Regions from separate parts of the Homo sapiens genome. Here region 2 is linked to region 1. Evidence: chromatin loops called from intact Hi-C (ENCODE). Cell type or tissue: A673. All regions are shown on one strand. Links, peaks and the distances in the headings refer to the core of each region. The heading gives the core; the rest is flanking DNA. Region 1 overlaps TENM2 (teneurin transmembrane protein 2). Region 2 overlaps TENM2 (teneurin transmembrane protein 2).

The links. Peaks named below come from ENCODE experiments on the same cell type or tissue, not always from the same donor. Only the 100,000 strongest peaks of a DNase experiment are listed, where the experiment ranks them.
Region 2: it touches region 1 in a loop (3-fold over the local background); 3 of 110 quality-filtered maps call a loop at or near these places.

What each region holds. Positions count from the first base shown.
Region 1 is chr5:167,563,001-167,568,389 of GRCh38, forward strand. The region is part of intron 4 of TENM2 (teneurin transmembrane protein 2); the gene reads left to right. Among named protein-coding and RNA genes, the nearest start is that of TENM2-AS4, 94 kb to the right of the region's middle. In A673, for the core only: a CTCF peak has its summit at 2,818; a DNase peak (open chromatin) is centred at 2,781.
Region 2 is chr5:167,046,218-167,051,606 of GRCh38, forward strand. The region is part of intron 1 of TENM2 (teneurin transmembrane protein 2); the gene reads left to right. Among named protein-coding and RNA genes, the nearest start is that of TENM2, 70 kb to the left of the region's middle. In A673, for the core only: CTCF peaks have their summits at 3,034 and 4,421; a DNase peak (open chromatin) is centred at 3,034.

The sequences.
Region 1 (5,389 bases), core at 67-5,066:
TTGTGATCTACATGTTTATGGAGCCTAAATGCCAGTGTGTCACATCCCTGGGCACATGCCTAGGTACTGTAGCAATGTTGGCTCAGTGTGCATTCTCAACTCTGATATCAGCATGAAAAGACCAAGCCTCAGATATATTTGGCTTTATTTTTAGGCTTTTCCTGAAAAAGGTGCAAGCACATCATAAACTTTGTCTTCCACAAAAAGATCAGATTTACCCTTTGGAGGCATCTTTCTCCCTGTGCCACTTGCCTTTTAAATTCAAGCAGGCTTGGAGAGTCTCCTTTTCTTCCCTTGGGTTCCTCCTTAGCCTTTCCATGGTGGCTATTCTGGTGAGTACTCGCCTCTCTTTGCTTTTGATTGTGGTTCTCACCACCTGTGAAAAGACCTTCTGATGAAATACTTCCCAAAGAACCTTCTTGACCTTCTCTTCTCCTTGACCACAAGGCTACTTCTGTTTTCTGCCAAGTGATGTCTCGTAAATCTTTGTAAGTTGCACCAACTGTGTGTCCTTACAGAGTCTATCCAATCTCAGCATTGCCATTAAATATAGAACCCAATCTGTAGCCCTGGGCACCCTAACCAGAAGTATTAATTTTATAGTTTAGCAAATACGGTAATGCACCAAATAACAACATTTCAGTCAGGGACAGACCTCATATACAACAGTGGTCCCATAAGATTATAATGGAACTGCCCTATATAGTGTAACCGTTTTTATCTTCTATACAGTGTTTTTACTGTACTTTTTCTATGGTTAGACATGTTGAGATATTAAAATACTTATCATTGTGTTATAATTGCCTACAGTATTCAGGACAGTAACATGCTGTACCGGTTTGAAGCCTGGTAGCAACAGGCTATGCCATACAGCTTAGGTGTGAAGTAGGGTTTACCATCTAGGTTTGTGTAAGTGCACTCTATGATGTTTGCACAATGACAAAATCGCCTAAGGATTCATGTCTCAGAATGTATCCCCATGGCTAACTGGTGCACGACTGTACTTACTAAGTCTATCCTATGTACCAGCCATTGTTCTAAGTGTGGGGACCAAAAAGACAACTTCTGACCCTCTTGAAGCTTACATTCTGAGAAAGCGAGTCAGACAGTGACCAAAATCAGTAAACCATATAGTGATTTAGAAGTCTTAAGTGCAATGGAAAGGAACAGAAAGGGAGGATGGAGAATTGGGGGCAAGGAGATGATGCAGTTTGATCAGGGCAAGCCCTGCTGAGAAAAAATGATTTTGGAGGAAACACCCAAACAGAGTGTGAAAGTAATCCATGTTCATGAAGAAGAACCTTTGAGGTAGAGGCCTATGCAGCTGAAAAGAGAAAAGTGAGGGAGAGATTAGTGGAGTTGACATCGGATAAATTGAGGGAAGGGCAGAGCATGTCAAGTCTTTAGAAAGTCAAGTCTTTAGGAAGACTTGGGCTCCTCTGAGATAAGGAGCTCATAGATGGCTTTGAGGAGGAGTAAGATTATCTGGCTTACATTGTAAAAGAATCACCCTGATTAGCAGAGTTGGAAATAATCAGCAGGGGATGTATCAGTAATTTATTACTAGATAAAAAATGCAGCAGAACTTGGCAGATTGAAACAAGAGGAAATGATTGTTGCTCACATTCTGGTGTGTCCAACAGGCAGTTCTTTTGGGGGACTTGCCTGTACTCACTTGTACAGTTTCATCTAGCTGGTGGGTTTCATGGGGGCTGGACTCCATGAAATATTTGAGCGTTTCCCTCCTCTTGGTTTTTCATCTTCTAGGAGGCCAGAAAAGGCTTTCTTTCATGGGGATGGCATTCTTCCAGCAGGGCAAGCCCCTATGCTCAAGAACTTCTTGTGCCTTTTCTTGCATCATGTTTGTTAATGGCCTATTGGCCAAAGCAAGTCATGGCCAATCCCAGAGTCTGGCCAATCCCAGAGTCAGTATGAGAGAGAACTATACAAGACTGTGAATACACGAAGGTAAGATACATTAGGAATCCCCAGCATAAGGAACTGCCACAGGGGCCTAAAGTAGAAATCATGGAAAACAATTGAGAGGCGCTACAAAATCCAGAAAAGAAATGGTGATAGACTGCAACAGAGTGCTAACAATGAAAGTTTTAAGAAGTACCCAAATTCTAAATATGTTTTACAGGATGACCTTATTTTTATTGTGTCAAGTCAGTAGGACAAGGCTATTAAGCTTCCAGGGATTGGTGATGGTCTTATTATGCGTGAGATGATGTCATAATATAGTAAATGAGGTCAGGGATAGGTTTCTTTTATTGCCAATAATTATTCAACGAGTTTTCTGTACAATTGTAAACTTAGCAATTCACTTAGTGCCGTGACTACACAGCACCCTGTCAATATCATCATCAGCTAATATTTATCGAGCACCCTCTGAGTACATGGTATTGCACTCACAGCAACAGAGGTGAGCTGCATTAATTCTTTCAGCCAGTGCAGGATTATTGAGTGGTTTATTACATCACTCTATTAATTGGTGCCCCAGCAGCTTCCGGAACAACATTTAGCTTCCATAATGCAATTCTTTTTCCTCTTAGAGTAGATTTAGCTTTGGTAGAATTTAACTGCACAAAGAAATGATAGGGCTATCTGCCTTTATAAATATGCTAATGTTTTTTGTTTATCTTATTATCAGAAACTTGGAGATACTGGTCCCATTTCATAGACGGAGAAGTTGAGGTAGACAGCGGTGAAGTAATTTAGCTAATGCTATGTGCTGAGATCAGGGATTGAAATTCAATCACTTTATCTATTGCACTATACTGCCTCTCAGTGGTGTATGTTATTCCCATTTTGCTCTCACACTAATATATGGTCATGAAAACACCCAAAAAGATTTAACTGGCGTCTATATTCTTTAAGGGAGTGTATGGCACTTTTCTTTGACATCTGCACAGACTAATCACTGGAAAAGTGGTTTGTTTGTTTGTTGTTGTTGTTTAAGCCCCTTATTATAGGGGATTTGTCAGCTGTTAAAATCACCACTTTTTTGTGTGAGTTAAATTCTCATCAGAAAGATGTTTTTGCTTTTATGGTACATCTAAAGTTTTAGGAACTAGCTCATGAAATAAATGATCTCATTGAGATCCCTACTTTCATTTTGTTCTGGAAACAGTTATTCACTGGCGATTGTTTTGGTTGATCATTCTTTTTGAGAGAGTTCTCTTTTTTTTTTTAATGAAAGAGTTAAATAGGGGAGCTAAGAAAACTGTGAGTGGAAGGGAGCCGTTTAAATGCAGAATTTCTTTGCAAATCTTGAAAGTAGCGCCATTAGATGTCACGTACTCTGAGATGCACTAGAGTGTACACCCTCCAGAATGTCTGTCTGTTGTAATTCCATCACATTACATATTTTAGTGCATATCTCTTCCTAGCAGCTTCCAGAGCTTTTCAGATATTCAGCATCAGAAATTGCACTGTTTTTTCCTGGATTTTACAAATAGCAACCAGATTATTGTAAAACAGAACTATCTGATAAGTAAGGTTGTGAATTGCTTTTGTGATTGTCATGGGTAAGAGCATTGAAGAAACTCGCAAACAGTGCAGCACACTGGTTCCTGTAAAAATAAAACCTGTAGCAGTGAATGCGTTTTTCTGATGAATACGTTCAAGGCTGTGATCATTGTGCAACTTCTGGTTGGATGCTTTCAAACGTTCCATATTGAGAAACATCAGTAACAAGAACCAAATAGTCCACCAAAGCCTGTATTCAACTCAATGGAGAGGAACGTAAATTCTTACTTAGAGTTTCATTGAGGCCAACTCTATTCGGTCCACCATGGGAAGCAGAGATTTAAGGTTCTCTCTTGATTTGCTTTCCATTTTTACTTTATGATAAGGTGGCTCCGCTACTTTGGTTTTCACTTAAGGGGTTGTTCCAATTACTATGCAAAACAGAAATGGAAAACAGACAAGACAGACTTCTGTTCAGCAGACAAAAACCAAAATGCCAGAACATGTTAATTAATGTGAGCAGTTTTATAAGCAAAATAATTTGTTTTAATTGGCTAAATAAGATCTGATATAATTATAATAAGCCAATAAACTAATTTCAGAAAACTATTTATATCACAAACCTTTAATCACATTATATACTCATTGCAAGTTTGGAAACGGATATAAAAATCGACCCAAATTATCTCATCTTTACAAATAAGAAAGATACATTAAGGGCTTTTTTGAAACTTCAAAGGTTATGCTCTTTTCTTATTTTGGAGAATTTCTTTTTCTTTTTGGAAAAAATATATAGGCAATTTCAGGAGCATGAATCTTTAGTGAATCAAGAAGGAAGCATTATGAGGGTGAAAAATCTTTCTTAAGAAAGCTTATTTTGTCCAAGGTAAAAGGCTTATTAAGATGAGGTTTCTTCCACAATGTTCTTTCATATCATATTCACCCTAAGGAAAAACAAACCTCGTAGAAGAGAGAGATTGTATAATTGGGCCTGAAATGACCTCCTAGAAGAGACCCTATAGAATTGAGAACTCTCTCTCTGAGGATTAGCTGCCCATGGGTCAACACAAACTGACTTCCAACTAATGTATAAACGATTGGGGGAAAACGATATGCTTCCAGAGGGCAGTTGTTAATTCTTCCTACCACAAGAATCTCAATTTGTTGGGATGAGCTAATTTTGACACCAACTTGAACACTGGTTGATGCGCAGCATGTGCACACACACACAAATACATAACAAAGTAAATAAATAAATGGCCTTTCATACAACCCCAGGGGTAAAAACGCTACAAATAAATTATGCACTTTTACATTATACTAGCTGTATTTTAACAACAGTTTTTAAAAGGCCAGGGACTGTATTATAAGCTCTTTCACATAATTTCCGAATGACAGAATTGCATGCCCATCAGAATTGCATGCCCACCAAATCAACATGTCTTTTTTAATAAGTGCATTCTAGGTACAAGGTAGTACTCAAAGGAATAGCAATATATATTGTACAAAAAAAAAAAATACTTCGCTCATGTAACCTTCAGTATACTTAAAATCTATGTGATGAAGTAAGATATAAATCAAATAAAAAAGACCTAGTAATATTAGAAGAATAACAGTTCACCAATGGTATGAGATATCCAAAGGCAGGACAAGATTAATGGGAAAATTATATGTATTAAAATGTTCTCGGCAATGGGTGCTTAGACATGGGAGGAAAGAGCATTTACTGTGAGCTAATATAATGTAGAAAAAATATTTTTGGTTGGAGAAGTATCTTATTTTGAACAAAGGATAGCATACATTTAACAAATCCTTCCATGCAAAAGGAAAACATAGGGAGATAGCAGGGTACAAAATGTGTTTGGAGGTGTATAGACCAGATTTTAAAACACTGCTAGAAATAGATGAATGTAGGCAA
Region 2 (5,389 bases), core at 317-5,316, 520 kb before region 1:
TGCCCATACCCACTCACACAAACACTCTCAGAGATGTAATGGGATTTTTTCCCCCAAATATTTCGTTTATTTCCATGTTGGAAAAAAAAAGCCTGTGATTTATTAGTCCATTTAAAACCCATTAAAGATCTACTTGCTTTGATTAAATGGCACCATTTTAAAGGTTAATCAGTGTCATTTTTTATATTTAAAACTTAAAGGTACAGTGCTTTTTACTTACTGAAAATTACCATCCAAAAATGGAACGGGAACAGTCGTTGAAATGCGTGCCTACTTAAAATGTGGAATAAACACAGTGTGAATCATTTATTGGTCAGGTTCTATGGGTTAGTACACTACTAATAAAATACATTTTCTCACTACCAGCAACCACAAGGTCAGTGTGAGTGTCTCCACTTACAGTTTTCTCCATGCATCTCTCTACCAAGCAGGCTGAAGTGTGCTCTTTTCTCTGTCCTTTCATTTCTATTTTAAAATTTATTTATTATACTTTAAGTTCTGGGATACATGTGGAGAACATCCAGGTTCGTTACATAGGTATCCATGTGCCATGGTGGTTTGCTGCACCCATCAACCCATCATCTAGGTTTTAAGCCCTGTATGCGTTAGGTATTTGTCCTAATGCTCTCCCTCCCTTAGCCCCCCACCCCCCGACAGGCCCTGGTGTGTGATGTTCCCCTCCCTGTGTCCATGTGTTCTCATTGTTCACCTCCCACTTAGGAGTGAGAACATGCACTGTTTGGTTTCTGTTCCTGTGTTAGTTTGCTGAGGATGATGGCTTCCAGCTTCATCCATGTCCCTGCAAATGTCCTTTGATTTCTAACAAACTATCAGTAGACCTCTTACCACCAAACAGGAAAGCTGCTTCAAACTAATGGAGAAATACTTGTTTTTATTTATGTATGCTTTATTACCACTTGTTGTTTCTCTTTTGTACTTTCTTAATTTCATATTACATTTAATATCTGAATATTCTTCTTACAAGTAATACTGAAAAATCACAGATGAAGCTAAAGTCATCTCTGACCTTCATCCCTTTCCTGGATTCCTTTTCAGCTTTTCTACACTGCTTGGTGTCCATGTAATCATTTTGTTTTTAACATAAAAGCAAAGTAATCATCTGTACCTTGCATTACTCAACCTCTGGTATGTCCTAGAGATGGTTTATTTTGCTTTCTTAATTTATAATGTGAGAATTACAAAGAAAGTTCCAAATTGATAACCTCTGGTATGTCCTAGAGATGGTTTATTTTGCTTTCTTAATTTATAATGTGAGAATTAGAAAGAAAGTTCCAAATTGGTCTTGGAACTATGGAAAAGAAGACTTTTATATGTAAATCAATTAAAGGCAGGTATTAGGAGATAAATCTTGTAACTATTTGAGTCAGCTTCTTGGTTTTATTAGGTGTCAAGAGAGAGGCTAGTTTATGTTTTCTTTTGAGATTTCAAAAACCTCCTATCCTGAGATTCTTTTTGAAGAGAACCTTTGCCTGTTTGTCTTAATAGAGTAGGGTTTTCAGGCTGGTGACTGTTATCATAGTAAGTCTTTAATTGTGAAAACCAGTTGTGTGGTGGTTGTGTGATGATGTTTCTTGTAGGATTGCCTTGTTTTTGCTTTTCAGAGAACTACTACATCAGGGAACAAGTGCCCCTTTTGAAATGATTTACACACACTAATGTTGGGTAACTTATCTGTGCTTCATCACTAGAGAGAGACAGAAGAAAGGCCCTATAGCAAAAACAAACAAACAAAAAACCTGTACACAGCTTGCTCTTTTTGTGTAAAACATATTGAAGAAGTAATGCCACTCTGATATTGCTATGCTCAGTGGCTTTGCCAGAGATAGAATTCAATAAGAAATTTTCAAAAAAAATCTAGATGAATTTAATCTGTACTCATGAATAATTATTTGGCTATGTTTCCCCTGTTTACCAAGTAATTATGGTTTTAAAATCTGTTTGGGTTAGCATTTAGCATTTCTCCATCCAAGGGAATCATAACATTGATGGAATATCTATCAGCCCATTTTTATGAGCTAAAGTAATTAAAAAAATTCTTTATTATTCTCCGTATGATAGTAACCTACAATAAATTTGGAATGAGTTGTTCAAATATTGACTATCAAAGCAGTGTCCTTCTGCTTCTCTGAATAAAGGAGGGGAAAGAATTTGAAGGGTTTTAGTTATAAGGTTTAAATGAAACTCATGATTTCAGAGTCACCATACATTGGAAGAGAAATGTGTAAGAGATTTGGTCACACCGCACATACACACAACTAACCACAAAATTATATGCAGTGTGATGTCAATATTAAGCAAACACACAGAAATAAATTCAGAATCTGAACTGGAGAAGAACAAAACTTTATGGATGTGATAAGTTATAATTTAGTATTATTTTGTTCTGATTTCATTAAATCAGGAAATTCACCCTTTCAAAAATGTGCCACATCTCATTACTCTACACAATGAACAACCATTAAAAAGTATTGCTGCTAAATAAATGCCTATTTGTGTTACCTTTTATCTTGAGTTACTTTCTAAATTACATATAATTCCATGTGAAAAATTTAAAATAAATCCTCCCAAGAAAATTAAGGCATTGGACCAGAAGATGTCTGAGGTCTTTAATAATTATAAGATAGCTATTATTCCAATAAAGATACTTTGATTTGTTTTCCTTTGAAAATGTCATTGAAGCTATTTAAATTTTGCAAGTGGGGATGGCGAAGTAGGGAAAGGGGTTCTCAGCAGGTACTGGGAGAACAGTGTACTTTTTTTTGTTGTTTGAGAACCACAATGTTGAAACTACATAATTACACAGTAACTGTTGACCTTGTAATTACACTGTAAGTACCTGTAGTGACAAGATAAATGCATGGTTATTTCAGTCTTTTAAGCTATAGGGCTATCATGCGACCCTAACAATGTAAGCTACATAGTAATTTATTTGTAGAGTAAATAGTGCTTACTCACAAGTTATACCTACACATGTGCTTTCTGTGCTACACAGATCCATAGAAACATGGCAAATCAGCGCCCTCTAGGCACTTTTATTGAAATGACACACGAGTCACGTGTATGTTTACCACTCGGAATATTTCAGTTATTTGTGGAGCATTCAGGGTTTTTCATGACTGCCTTTCGTCCTAAAATTTATTTTTTTAAAAGAAATAGAATTACAAGTGACTTATTTTTACTGGTCATTCCTTTTTGTTACAATAGTATTAATATGTAATCATATGATTTATTAACTGGGAGTCCTCTTGTCTTTAAACCACTTTTAAAAGAACTGTGTATACATCAAACTATATTTATTTTAACAAGCTGTTAAGTAAAAATCTTTATATGAGTTTTCAGTGAAAAGAAAACAGTTGTGAATGATTTTTTGAAACAAAAATGTTTTTATAATGTAAACAATAATGGTAGTTATTAACGTTTATTGAATGCTTATTAAGCCCTAGGACACTATGATAATTACCCCTAATTTAGCAAGGTTGCTTATATTTGGATTTTAATATACTGAATGCTTTAGTGACAATTTGATGTTAACTAAGAAGCTGGTTGGTGAATTATTTTTCAGTCATTTGTTCATTCAATATATAGATATATTTTTTTTCAGTCTCCGTTGTACCAGAGACTGTGCTAGGTAGTCCTTAGGGACTAGTCATCTTTCTAATGCAAGAAAAGATTGAGCAACTTACTTCAATCTGTTGTGTCAAAATAACAGTAAGCATGAGATGTAGTAGGAACCAATTAAAGTTACCCAGTAATGAGTCAAAGGTGGAGTTGAGATGTAGGATAAGAGTGTTCCAGGCTGAAGAGTCAGCTGCCAAATACAAAGATCGGGAGATTTAAAACCACCAACCTGGCTAGTACTTAGAGTTTGAGCTTGTAGAGAGAAGGGTCTAGAATAGGGATTCCCAACCCCCGGGCTGCGGACTGGTGTTGGTCCATGGCCTCTTACGAACAGGGCTGCATGGCAGGAGGTGAGCAGCAGGTAAGCTAGAATTACCACCTGAGCTCCACCTCCTGTCAGGTCAGCAGAGGCATTACATTCTCATAAGAACCACGGACCCTACTGTGAACTGGCATGTGAGGGATCTACGTTACATGCTCCGTATGAGAATCTAAGTAATGCCTCATGATCCGAGGTGGAACAGTTTCATTCCCAAACAATCCCCAACCCCAGTCTGTGAAAAAAAATTTCTCCCATGAAGCTGATCCCTGGTGCCAAAAGGTTGGAGACCGCTGGTCTAAAAGACAGGCACTATGCCTTGAACAACCTCATGGTAGGAGTTTGGATTTCATCCTGAGGTCAGTGAAGAATAATTGAAGAGCTTAAGCATAAGATTGAGATGTTATATTGTGGACCGTGAATGAGAGTGAGGCAGGACTGACCCTAGAGACAAATTATTGAGGTCATTATAGGAATCCAGCAGAGAGGGGGCGCTGCTCAGAATTTGACACTGAGAACAGCAAAGATTCCTCTCTCCGTCTGTCTGCATAGTTCTTTCTTCATTCTGGAGTGCTCAGTGTCACTACCCTTAGTGAGAGTGAACATTTGCCCAGTTCCAGGGTAAATTCAAGGTGGGTCTGGGATGAGCAGTTTGGAACTACTAATTGGATGAGGATTGACAATGTTGCTTTCAATGGGATCCTGAACCTAATGTATCACACACTGTTTATAAGTTCTGGCAAAAGTTTGTCAGCCTGGAGGTGGTTTCAGCTCATGAGATATACTTCAGTTTTCCCTTGTCTAAAACACTGACTCATTCTATGAATTCGCAACTGGCACTTTTCCCCCTGTGGCCTCTCTGTTGATCCATTTCCGCTAACCAATACACGGTTTCCACATGGCATATTTTTTCCCTTTTGACAAAAATTTGCAACCGAACCTTCCTATGAGAGACTATATATGTGAACTACTCCAAAGGGCTTATGGAAAGCTAAATTGGGACTGTTTTTCTTAGCACATCAGTTTGTATGATAAGGGGTGAAAGAAAAAAAAAAAAGCAAAAGGCAAACTTTTGTTTGGATTCAAATGTCATCTTTGCCTGTGCCACATTTATTTTTATTTCCTCTCTGACAAGAATGTTAACTTTCCAGGAAAACTCAACTTCTCTAAGAGAACAGCCAACACAAACAATTTTTTTAAGGTGTGATTTTCGTTGAGGCTGTGATTTTATCGTTTGGAGCAAATGGTGAATTGGGAGAAAAAAAAAAGCTTGGAGTGTACATTTCCTTTACTAAGACATCAGATTGAATCATGCTTTGGGTATTTTGGCTATAGTGTTTTCCAGTCCTTTGCCTCTCAGGAGACCCTAATGTGAAACAAAATGGAAAACTCTATTCGCATTCTCTTTGGGTGAGATCTCCAGGGACTCGG